Regions from separate parts of the Homo sapiens genome. Here region 1 is linked to region 2. Evidence: read pairs that join two places in POLR2A ChIA-PET (ENCODE). Cell type or tissue: IMR-90. All regions are shown on one strand. Each heading gives the region's core, and the rest is flanking DNA. Links, peaks and the distances in the headings are about the cores only.

What was found. Peaks named below come from ENCODE experiments on the same cell type or tissue, not always from the same donor. Only the 100,000 strongest peaks of a DNase experiment are listed, where the experiment ranks them.
Region 1: POLR2A ChIA-PET joins it to region 2 with 5 read pairs; 3 of 35 experiments call an interaction of 5 or more read pairs at or near these places.

What each region holds. Positions count from the first base shown.
Region 1 is chr4:77,174,928-77,181,480 of GRCh38, forward strand. LOC107986292 (a long non-coding RNA gene) reads left to right here and starts at 4,106. Exons shown (of 4, transcript XR_001741742.1): 1 at 4,106-4,139. RefSeq lists enhancers at 1-180, 181-827. In IMR-90, for the core only: no CTCF peak of the experiment used is centred there; no DNase peak of the experiment used is centred there; H3K27me3 peaks cover 3,272 bases.
Region 2 is chr4:76,951,920-76,958,472 of GRCh38, forward strand. All of the region lies in intron 1 of SEPTIN11 (septin 11), which reads left to right. Among named protein-coding and RNA genes, the nearest start is that of SEPTIN11, 5.4 kb to the left of the region's middle. In IMR-90, for the core only: no CTCF peak of the experiment used is centred there; a DNase peak (open chromatin) is centred at 3,452; H3K4me3 peaks cover 320 bases; H3K27ac peaks cover 217 bases.

The DNA of each region.
Region 1 (6,553 bases), core at 1,082-6,081, 220 kb after region 2:
CGCCCACCACCATGCCTGGCTAATTTTTGTATTTTTAGTAGAGACGGGGTTTCACCATGTTGGCCAGGCTGGTCTCGAACTCCTGACCTCAGGTGATCCATCCGCCTCGGCCTCCCAAAGTGCTGGCATTACAGGCATGAGCCACTGCGCCCGACCGAGAACTAGTTTTTTAAGCTGAAAAAAGGGTACTCAGAATGCCAAAAACCTTCAGCACAAACGCTTCTTTCAAACTTCTGCACGAACAGACTTGACCAAACTTTAACACGGCTTCTAGCAGACTAAGGTTGTGTCCCTGGGGCAACCTAGCCTTCTTTTAAGTTCCTGTCTGGAAAAGCTCAGGGCTGTGAAAAGAATTTGCTGTTTGTTCCAGCCAACACCTGAAGATAGACCCCTGACCTCCTTACTTAGAGCATTTACCAAACAGGGCTTACAATTGTGAATTCTTTCTCTGTCTCTTTGAGATGTATGTGTATCTCCTGCAAGTCAGGAGTGTCTCTCTCAAGAATCTGAAAGCCATTCCTTTGAAATGTAATTATCAGGAAGGATAGGGCCCTGGCTCCTAACTGGTGTTAATTGCCAGCTAGCACGTGCAGCTGGCCTAATTATGGTGATGCCCACCAACCGTTTGTAAGGCTTCACCAGAGTCCCACAGGCTCCTCCTCCCTCCTCCCGCATCTTCCCCTTTAAAACGCCCAGTCACCTCAGCACAAATCAGAATTGAGCTCTGCTCCTTCTCTTACTCTCAGTAGTTACTGAATAAAATCTGTTTTCACCACGTTAACGGACGGTTGTTTATCTTTGACAATAAATACTAAGATCTATCTTCCCAACCTCACAGGGCTGTGAAGACGGAATAAGTTAATGGGGAAAATAAAGTTGTGAAGCTCTTTGCAAATATAAGTTGTTGTCAGTGTGAAGGCTTTGCATATATTGTTCTTAGAGAAGGTTTTAAAAAACTACATCAAAGTATTTTTCTGTTACTATATCTCCTTTGTAAAAATGTAAGCAATATAGAGAAAGTGGATAATGCCTCTAATACTGTTCCTCAGAGATGCTACTGTCAACAGAATGACATTTATCATTTCATTCTTTTTATGCAAGTATAAACATGTAAACTTTAAAAAAATGTATAAGCACGATCCTACTCTATGTATGCTTCTATAACCCACTTTCCTCATTTAACAATATATCAGGGGCATACATCAGTGTCAGTAGATATAAACCTACTTCCTTATTTTTAAAGATTGAAGAGGGTTTTGTTGGATGCTTACGTGATAATTTATTTAACTGATCTCTTTCTGATGGATGGCTGTATTATTGACAATTGTTCAGTATTTTAAATCAAAGCAGCAGTAAACATTCTTGCACATACATTTCTGCCTACCTGGGTAATAATTTCTTTAGGATGCATTTCTAGAAGTGAAAATCTTGGGTCCAAGAGAATGTACATTTAAAATGTATACTGTGTTGACCTGCATCCCTGAAAGGGGATATAGATTTATATTCCCATCAGTAATGCCTTTCAGTGACAGTTTCCTTACTTCCTTGACAGGTAATTTTGATGGGGAAGGGGGAGGAGGGTCAGAAAGGCAAATGGGGTCAATTCGATTCCTAAAGAATTCAGAGGAAGGTGTCACTAAAAAGGATGGGAGGAAAAAGCACAGACCCCAAAAGCTGGGCTCAGAAAGTAGGCAGTGCCTGACTACCTTTTGGTCCCAGGTTCCAGCTCGCCCACCACTGAGAAACACACATCCTAAGCCACCAGAACATGGGGACTCCTTTCCATAGGATGTGGGAGGCAAGCAACTGCAACGGCTCCCCTTGGGCCTGGGCAGGCAAAAGCCTTTCTGTACAGCACTGGAGAAAGCTCTGCCTGCAGCTATACCTGCCTGGCCTCGGCTCTTGCCTCATCTTGCACATTAAGGAGGAGCAAGGTTGATGTGTCCCACGAAGGAATGATCAAAGTCTAGTAAAGCTGCCAACTCTAAGAAGTGGTGCTGCGCCTGAACTTGGGGCCTGGCTTGGGGAGCAGACATTCATCTTTGGTTGCTCCAGGGAAACATTTCATGTTATTTTCGGGTGGGGCATTGGAGAGGGGGAAAAGGTGAAGGTGGCAGACTCATATTTTACCCGCCTCCATGTCTGTGTTGTACCAGCTGCCGTAGTTCTTCTCTTTCCATTTTTTTCTTATTAATTTTCTTAAATTGAAAAGATTGGAGCGCATTAACTTTCATGGGGAAAAAAACTTTAAAATACTGTTTGAATTCTCATCTTTTATGTATCCATTCTAATACCGCAAATGTCTTCATGATATATGTTACCTGCCAGCTGTTGTCGCAGGGGGTTGTGTTTTTCACATAGTTTCCAAGGGCTAATCCTTTTTTCCTTTGCATCTTACACTAAGCAGCTTTAGAGCACAATGGTGCAGCTGCTTCACAGCTGTTGTCTGGACTTAGGGCAAGAGCCCTGTTTGGGGTTGAATGATTTGACTCCTTTATGCAGTTTCCAGGACCCTGAGTTCTGAGAACACACACAGGGCTGCTCAAGCAAGAATGAAATGAGCCTACAAGAGACGCTTCTCCTTTGTCTGAGGCACACAGAGAGAACTGCATTTGCTCACCCAGGGCCAGCCCCAGCAGGCTCTCAACACTGCTTTTCTTCCCTTTCTTGATGCTGTTAGAAAAACATGAAAAAGATGGCACAGAGAGAAGCAGACCTAGTTATCCAATTCTTAAAATCTTTAAAAGCCATACTCCTGGTTTGTTGAAGCCAACGAGATTGTCTGCTCTTAGAGGGCAAGTAACCTACTATATTCAAGACCTGCAATTATGCTCAATAGATATGCATCATTTTATCAACTTGAAGAAATTAGAGAGGGACCTAAAATGCTAAAGAGGGAGGCTGGCTGGACATGAGGCAGAGCTCATGGTAACCACACCTTTGTGGGGTCACCAGAATTCAAGGTGAGAACCTCAGCTCTGCCAGCCCAGAGCTAGAATCTATCACACGGAGTGGAACAGCCTCTTACTGAAAGAGAATGAGGATACCAAGTAATTAATTTATACTGAGCATTTTCCTTCCTTGGATCTAGAATATTAATGCCTGCCATCAAAAACATGTTCTTTCTGTTGGCAGAATACATGGGAAATTGAACGGTAATCAGAAGGTCCATGCTTGGGCAGCATGGCCACAGAACAGTAGGTTTGATTTTGAGCATTACTTGTCCCCAAACAGCTTTCCCAGTTAAGGTCATGAGGTGTTGTTGTTTTTGTTGCTTGTTTTTTACTCTCTCAGTCATTCATTTCCATTGCTTCTACAGAGAGTTAATATCATCCTTTACATTTTGGTTTGATTATATTACATGAGACTAGAATTCCTGTATAAAAACTGTATATCTTTTCTTGATCCTGAGAGCTCTGATGCAATCATTCCAAAAACGACTCTGCTATCCTAGAAGTACTTTAGTATTAAGCATTTAGTATTGGGAATTGGGTAGTATTATTTTCCCAGTAGACTTTATAGTATATTTGTAGAATTATAATTTTAAATATAGTTCAGAATTTCCATAAACATTAAGCATTTTTTAAAAGCACTGAATGTAGAAGATACAAAGATAGACATGCATACTAGTTTTCTTCTTTTAGTTTTGCTACTAGTAACTAGTAGCAAAGAGAAAAAACATAGGCTCTGCATACAGGGAGCAACACAGGACTGACAGGAATGTAAAAAATCCTGTGGAAGGAGAAGGAAGAGGGAAAGAAAGGAAGCTGCAGGTGACATGAGATGAAAGAAAGAGAACACAGTGGGGATTAAAACATGGAGGGAGGATTAGCTGTGGGAGCCAGTGAGTCCAGGCGAGTTCTGTGTAGGACAGCTGTTGGAAAGAGCCTGGGCAGGAGGAGGGCTTTCGGGTTTTAGTCCCAGATTTGTCCACAGCTGTCTGACCTAGGCAAGTAACTTAACTGATCTGGAGTTAATTTTGTTGTTTTTTCTTTCTTTCTTTCTTTCTTTTTTTTTATGGAGTCTAGCTCTGTTGCCCAGGCTGGAGTGCAGTGGCCCGATCTCAGCTCATTCCAACCTCCACCTACCAGGTTCAAGCGATTCTCATGCCTCAGCCTCCGGAGTAGCTGGGATTACAGGTGTGCACCACCAAGCCTGGCTAATGTTTGTATTTTTAGTAGAGACGGGGTTTCGCCGTGTTGGTCAGGCTGGTCTCGAATTCAGGTGATTTGCCCGCCTCGGCCTTCCAAAGTGCTGGGATTACAGGCTGAGCCACTATGCCCGGCCCCCATTCTGTTCTTTATGAAATGAGGAGTTTGGGCTAGGTGACCTAGGTGACTTTCTGAGGTCCACTATAGCTTTGCCGAAGCACCCAAGACTCTTGTCTTTTGGGAAAGACCAGACTAGACTGAATTCCCAGACTAGAGGGCTGTCATTATTTCTAGGTATAATGTTTTAGATTACAATCCAGACTGTGATCCAGTCAAGTCTGTCTTGAGCTGTGTTAATTTTTACTTTAGAAGGACAGAACTGATAATGATTATATAAATAATTACGGTGGCAAAATGGAATGATGGGCATTAATTAATGGGAATAAGAACATTCAGCACAAATATATTCTGAAACCAAGACAAGGATGAAGACTGTAAGGCAAATGTACCTGGGAATGTGCTGCAAGTATAGCAGGTGTAGAAAGAACCACCATTTGGGCAGCTCCATCATTTTTCAAGCTCTGGTGAGAGAGGCCATCTTAGGCAGGCAGCTATCAGTAGTGGAGATCTGAGGGTGGCACCAGACAGTGACAAGCAGCATAAATTGGCAGACAATAAGCCACACCCATATTTAATATCCAGTGCATGCCTGTAGAGAGTCTATGCTGTTCTGACAATCTCTGCAGTTTCATCTCTTGGAGGATGGAAAGCTTAAAATATTTAGGTTAGAGAAAGGGTCTGATGAGTGAAGAACTCCTCTTTTGGCTTGAATCTATCTCTTCTGCCTTTTTTTCTTTTTTTTTTTTTTATATTGAGTTTCACTCTTGCTACCCAGGCTGTTGTGCAATGGCATGATCTTGGCTCACTGCAATCTCCGCCTCCCAGGTTCAAGCAGTTCTCCTGCCTCAGCCTCCAGAGTAGCTGGGATTTAGCAGAGATAGGGTTTCACCATGTTGGTCTGGCTGGTCTCGAACTCCTGACCTCAGGTGATCCCCTCACCTCGGCCTCCCAAAGTGCTGGGATTATAAGTGTGAGCCACCACACCTGGCGTCTTCTGCCTTTTTTTTTTTTTTTTGAGGTGGAGTCTCGCTCTGTAGCTCAGACTGCAGTGCAGTAGCACGATCTTGACTCACTGCAACCTCTGCCTCCCAGGTCCCAGTTCAAGCAATTCTCCTGCCTCAGCCTCCTGAGTAGCTGGGATTACAGGCATGCTCCATGATGCCCAGCTAATTTTTTTTTTTTTGTATTTTTATTAGAGACTGGGTTTCACCATGTTGGCCAGGCTGGTCTTGAACTCCTGACCTCATGATCCTCCCACCTCGGCCTCCCAAAGTGCTAGGATTACAGGTGTGAGCCACTGCACCCAGCCCTCTTCTGCCTTTTAATAATAGTTTTACTTAACTTAAAACCAGCTGTGAGCTTCTTCTTCATTGTTGCTATGGCCAGCTCCTAGAAAAGAGCTCATCACAGAGTAGATGCTCAATAAATGAAGGTGGAATTAACAAACACATGAAGCTACTGAAGGGTTCCCCGCAGGAAATTATGCTCTAGAATGGATGCTATTTTAAAGGACAGTATAGAATGGAAAGGGGTGTCAGTGATGCTTCTTTAGAACTCTGAGAATTGGAATTATAAAGTCAATACACAATGGAACAAAGCAGATATTTGGAGAATTCTCCTTAAAGCAAAACAAAACAAGCAAACAACCGACCAAAAAAGGGAACAGAATGTCTTCTGGGCCCCAAGGTGGGAAAAACAGGGCTTGGTTCTAGTGTACTCTGTGGAATCAACATGGCTAAGAAAGCGCAGGCCAACAGAATGAGAATGATTTGACCAGGAACAGAAAAACGAGTCAGAGAATCCAAGACCGACTTTGCCAGTGTGCACAAGTGTGAGGCTGGGGGCCTGGATGTCCTTTCTGAAATAAGAGAGAAGAGAGACCAAATTAGGAACACCCTTATGGTGAGACCGGACTACTTAGAGTACCCTAGCTTGTTCTGATCCTATATTTCTGTTTTGTTTTGTTTTTATTTTTTGAGACAGGGTCTTGCTCTGTTGCCCAGGCTGGAGTGCAGTGGCACAATCACAGTTCACAGCAGCTCTGACCTCCTGGGCTAAAGTGACCCTCCTGCCTCAGCCTCCCAAGTGCTGGGACTACAGGCATGGAGCACCACTATGACTGGCTAATTTTTCTTTTTTAGCAATTTTTTGCAGGGATAGGATCTCATTATTTTGCCCAGGATGGTCTCACACTCTGGCTTCAAGTGATCCTCTCACCTCTGCCTCCTAAATGCCAGTTTGCGCTGGGATTACAAGCATAAGCTTGTAATCAAACAATACTC
Region 2 (6,553 bases), core at 856-5,855:
ACAGAGGAAGTGACTTCTTTCTGCGCACTCTGTTGTCACTGGAATTAAAATTAAATTACAATCTAAAGACAGAAGACTTTTCTTTTGGAAACCTAATGTACGAGTGATTAGGAATTGACTATAAAGTTAGAAAGTCTACAGAAAATATGTGATCACATTTCACAGATAATTGTTGAATCCTTTCACTTTGTTCATTGGGCTATTGTCTTAAGTGTGGTCTCTGCAGTTATGGCTTTAAAACAAAGTCAATGAATGGGGAAGACTCTTGAGACACAGCTCCATGGAATCTACACTGCACCTTTAAAGTTAAGAGTTCTCTGGCCCTCCCATTTCTTATCTAGTCTGTGATTTCACCAAAAGAAAGGAAGGGTGCGCTGAGGGAAAAGAACCACTCCGAAGTTGATTTATGTGTGAATGGAATTTCCCTAGGTATTTAATTAGATTTTTTAAAAAGTTATTTAGGACATATATCTCCTTTTGCGATAACTACCTCTCCCCGCCAGACTGAAGAAAAATGCAATCTGAATAACTTACCCTAAATTTTTGATATTCTTGAATGGGAACATCTGAGTGTGATATCCCAGGTAAATATGACATTTTAGTGGGCAAAAATGCTTACATGTCAAATGCACTATTTTCTATCTTATGAAATGGTTATATTCTGTTACAAACCATTCAAACCTCAAGGCTAAATTCAGGTAAGTTTCTTAAGTGGATTTGTTGTTGACTGCAAAACAAAGCTTCAATTTAGTGTGATACTGTTTATTTCAGTTTTAATTTTGATCCCTAGCTTCTCCATTTCCCCACTGATGGTTTTTGGGCTTAGCCCTAAGAAGACCCTGAAGCACATCTGCTGTTTGCCTAGTATAACTGATGATTAGCAAGAACATTTTACTCCCAAGGGATGTGTCTGCATTTTGGATGAATTAGCATTTTTGCGTCCAAATCCCGGGGCAGCTATTATCTTTATTTTAAACAGAACATGGCAATTTACTCTACTTGGGAATCAGGCTTTATGTAGCTGATGGCCTCTCCTAAGCTGTGGTGTTCATCAGTTTAAAAACTCTAGGAGTTGAAAGGAACGTTAGAGGTCATTTGGGTTAGCCTGCTCCCCAGTGCAGAAATATTTCTTACTTTATCCCTAACAAAAAATATGTGTTTAAACTTCACTGGTGGTGGAGATTTCCCTATGATATCCTTCAAGAAATGCACTTAATTGCTGTTTTATCTGTTGAGCTGAAGGAAATGGAAAACCAAGTTTCCATTTGCTCATTTAACACCATTTATTAAGCACCTGCTATGTGTCAGGAACTTGTTCTAGGTGTTGGGGATATAGCAGTGGACAAGTTTTCTTCTTACCAGGAGCTTTATTGTTTGAGAGATTTGGTGTATTAAAGTGACAGACTTCAGTGTAAATGTGTAAATCATTTAGGGAGAAAAGGAATTATATGCCTATTGCTGACTCAGCAAATATGATTCAGGTGAAGGATCATATCTGTCTGGGGATAATTATAGGCAATTCTTAAAGATGAGGGCAGGGAGTGTGGGAAGTGGAGGAGTACTGCCAATAAAATGTTACTTTCCCTTGTTATAAAATTGCCATTTTTGTGACTTGAAAATGTGGCCCCAGATGGATGGCTGTGGTCGGTGTGCCTGGAGAAACATGAATGGAGCCAAGAAAGGTCCAGGGGAGGGCCACCTAAACAATAAAGGGACTGTCATCTCAGGTCAGTTTTCAAAAATTAGAACTTTTTAGTCAGTGATATAAATTATACATACTGAGGCTCTATAAGCAGTTATTAAGGAATGCAAGAAGTTTCTGAGGTACAATAATCTCTCCTTTTAAAATCTTTCGAAAGTTATAGATTAATTTATCTTTTAAATTATCATCTTTAAAAATGATGTGTCTACATTACAGTGAAAAGGAGACCCAAGGAATTGATTAAAAGAACAAAACTGCCCATAACCCACTATCCTGATATAATAGTTCTTAGGTGTTTAGTCTATTTCACCACTTTTTTGAGCAGACATAACCCATCTTGTATAAACTGCCACCTAGAAACCAAACTGTGTGCCTGAATGAGTCCTGTGTGACCATTTGAATAATACTCTTAAAATGAAGGAAGTGGATGCTTAGTGTTTGGGCATGGGCCATCCTATGTCTGCAAAAGGAACAAATGATTGTGGGACTCTGCTGTTTCCTTGATTTGGATGGCCTACTTGATTGATTGCCAGCAGACCAAGTGTTTATATTCTACCCAATGATGATGTCACACTGATCATGATCATCGGATTTAGACTGTGGCGCAGCCCACAGAGTTTTCTGTGCCTGTGTTTCTCTTTATAGGACTCTAAATTTGGTTGGGGATAGACGCTGCTCTTGGATTTTATCATTTTATTGGGATCCATCTTTCATAGTCTTAGCTAGACCTGTCTCAAATGGGGTTAGCAAAGCTGAACCATTATTTAAATGAAACCCAACACATCTAAAGCTTCTATACTTTTTTCCAAGGAGATCTACTTTACAATATAATTGATAACCTCCCCCGCCCCCTTTTTAAAAATCTGGATTGACAGAAAACTCTCAAATAACAATACTTCCCCTGACCCACTCATGCCTGCTGGCAGCCCATCAATGCAGCAGCTGTTGAACATAAAAACAATACTTGGGCTAAGGTAATAGAGACAGACTTCTAAAAGGAATTTGCTGGGCGATCTAAAATGAAATTCACATTGTTCCAGGCTTGACCTGAGATAGAAATCAGGAGTCTGTTCCCTGATATGACAAAGCCAAGGCACCAGAGCCACCTCTTTTTAGGATCGACGCCAATGAGTGTGAGCACATCGCTCAAGCCAAATGGCACAGGAAGTCCAGTTCTGTGGACACATTCTGCCCACCTGCTGAACTGTGACTGGGTAGGATGGAGTGTGAAACATTGAGAGAGGGGTAGGCTGAGGTGGTGAGGTGGGAAAGAGACCATATTCTAAAAGGACCATTTTTCTGACAAGTGGGAGCTTTGTTTGTTCTTGTCTGTGTGTGATTTCTTTTTTATTTATTTATTTATTTTTTTTTGCATTTTTATTGTACAAAAAGGAAATGAAAATATATATAGCATAACATTAAAATTTACCTACTTGTTTTTGATAATAACATTCCTTTGGGAAGAATTGATTTTTTTTCTCTTATAGAAGTTGAGGCACAATAATGTGGATAGGTTAGAGATTGAAAAACAAAATAATCCTCAACACCCTAACACATCAGTACTCATTCTTGCCTTTCCAACCCACCTGTTTTATCAGACATTTCTTGTGTACCTTCTATATGCAGGTGCTGAAATTATGTTGGTGAGTACTTGACTGCAGTCTTTGCTGCTCTCATGAAATCTCTCTATAGGCTGAGTAAGCAATAGGATTTAGCAAGGAAAGGGAGATGGGGAGGTGGTTGTGGAAGTGTTCCAAGCCCAGGAAACAGCATGTGCCAAGCTCTGGAAGTGAGGGAGAGACTCTTAAGAAATCCAATGTAGCAGGAACGTCAGCCTTAGGGTTGGGTAGGGAGAGTGGACAGACAAGAGGCTGAGGAGGTGGGAAGAGACTCAGTTGTGCAGTGCATTCTTTATAGGCATGTATTTACTGTGTAGCTCTTTAAATGCTTTATATTCCATCCACCCTTTGCCCATAACTTAAGATATCTCAGATCCTTGAAATTGGTTGAAGGAAGACAAAGAAAATCTGCAGACTACTAATTCTTCAGGATTCAATAGGAGAGTTGAGAAACGATCAGGGGAGTTGATTCCTTTCATGCCCAAATTGAACCCTTAAAGAATAGAGGAAATGAAGACTGACAGAGGACACAGAGAAGGAGAGTCCAGTGACAACATATGACAACGACAATGCTAGATCTTCCTCTGCCCAGTTTTATGCATTGAGCCTTTCCTCAGGATTCAGAACTAGAAGTTATTATTTTCTTAGACCTAAGCAACTGAGTCCTGAAGAGTGTGGTGGGGCTGGGGGGGAAGATGGTAGGACTCTTTCCACCTTGGACTTCAAGTGGCAATCAGTGTTCTCCAAAAAGGAAATTAAAAACTCATTGGATTTTATGAAAACAGGAGAAGAGTCTGTTAAAAGCCAGGGTTTACTTAAGACTTCATGCTGTTTTAGTTATCTCATCTCTTTGAGTACTGTCTTCATACCAGTATAAATTTTGTGAATCTCATTAAGGTACTCATTAAACTTACTCTGACCTGCTGTTGGAGGGCAAAAGGCTTGACCAAAAACTTCTGTGCACGGGAAGCTTGTTCAGCATCTTGATTTTCAAATTTATTCAATTCAAATTACTGTCAAGACAATTATCTCACCTTATACTCACAAAATACCTGAGAAGTAATATAGAGAAGGAAAATGAGACAGGAAGAAGTTGTCAGTTAATCTGCTACAGCAAATTTGTGGGAGAGCTAGGCTTTGGAACCAAAGGCTTTTAGACCAACATGCATACAGACCTCCCATCTGATTCAGTCAGTTAAGCTAAATTATGTTGCGGTAACAAATTGGCCCCATGTTTTGGTGGCTTACATAGCAAGGGTTTATTTCTCATGCAGCTGTTCCACCCTCGGAGGTCTGCTGCATACTGCATTGCCTCCAGGACCCAGGCTGAGGGAGTATCCTCTATCTGGGCATTGCCAGCCTGGTGGCAGAGGACAAAGAGACATGCTGAACCCTGGCTTCTCAAGAGCTGGCTTCTCAAGCTCTTAGATGGGTCACTTCCATGCAGATTGTATTGGCCAAAGTAAATGGTCATTCCTAAATTCAAAAGAATGAGGATAGAGAATCCTCCTGTAAAGAGTGGCTCTGAAAGACCCTTGGGCTGGGGAAGTAAATCCCCCTCTAGGGAGGGCAGTGAATATTTTGAATAACAGTTGGCTAGATTCCTAGTCAAGGAATCTACTATGAAGCCAAGTCTTTATTTTTAAAATTGTATCCCTGTCTGTAAGGATTTTTCTCCCTCTATTTGGCCTGCTCTGATTCTAGCTGGGCATAGTAGAATGATGTGTGTGTGTGTGTGTGTGTGTGTGTGTGTGAGAGAGAGAGAGACAGAGACAGAGACAGAGAGAGATAAGAGTTAGGCAGCCACAATGAATTGAAGTCAGAGTGAATTCTCCTACTCACTGGTGATGAGCTTCCAGGGACATCACCATCAAGTAAGTCATGGGTGGTAACCTTCTGAAAGGCCTTCTGTGCTGCTCTCTGATGACCTCAGCTGTGGAAGTGTACTCTCTGGGAAATGGTTCTGAGGCCATTAGGACTTCCAGCTGCTTGACAGAATGATTTCCCTTGGGACCTCGGCCCTTTGGACCTTTCCCAGCCATATGTCCCTAAATGCAGATGAATCAGATGGCACCCTTCTTTCCCTTGCTCTGTTTTTCTCTCTACTGAGAGGCCATAGTGTATAGCGTTTGGGTGAAAAATGTGGGCTCTGGAGCCAGGTTGCTCCGGTTCTAGAGTATCGGTTTTACCATTTAACAAGCTTTGTGTCCTTAGGCAAGTTACTTCCCTCATCTGTAAAACACTAACAGTACTTCCCTCAAAGAGTTACAGATTAAGCCAGTTAGTACACACACAGTGCTTACACTGCTGCCTGGAACATTCATCCTCAATAAAAGTTGGTTATCTGAGGAAAATGGTGCTGAAATAGTAATGGCTTTATACTGAAGACTGGGCTCAAACCAGAACTGCCACTCCACTCCACCCCACCCCAGTGGGAACTGAGCAATTGCCCCTTCTCTTGCACACCTGAACCACACAGGCTTCCCATTTTCTAATCATAGCACACCTTAGAGGCACGGATCAAGCATACCCTCCATGAAGCCTCCACCCATGAATCACCAAAATTTTGGCGATTTTTATTTATTTGAATTGCTGGCAACACTTATGTGTCATCCACATAGTGCTCTGGAGTCCCCACCCCACCTTTCCTTAAGTTACCTTTTTTAAAAAAAGTGACTGTCAAATATAATTGTGAACATAAAAACACAAAACAAAAAAACCTTATTACCTACCATAAGCAATATGTTCCACTAGCCCTTGACCACATTCTTGCATTCTTAGTCTAGATAGCCAGACTTAAGGGAAAGGACTATATGTCCTATACCCCCCACCAATAAACATTTGACTCAATAAGTGAAAATTCACCCTTCAGATAAATTGGATAAGACGTATTGTCTAAGACGTGTGCCTACCTGGCTGTTGCTGTGTCAACCCCCGGTAGGTGTAGACCTCGCAAGTCCACTTTCTGCCCCAGGCTTCTCTGCCATCGCCACCTGGGTTCTGCTTAGCTATTCTGACCTTTGTGCACTTCTGGACATCCAAAGGAGTTGCCATCCCAGGGGGCAACCCCCTTGAGATGGTGGATCTACATGGCTCCTCAATTGACCTGGCTCCTTAGAAGTTCCCCTCTGGGCCCCAGCCTCAGCCCTCAGGGGTGATTACTCTACAGTCCCCTTAGGGTGGCCTTCCCTCTTCCCCTGTTTCACTTTTCCCTGTCCCCCATTCTGTTCCC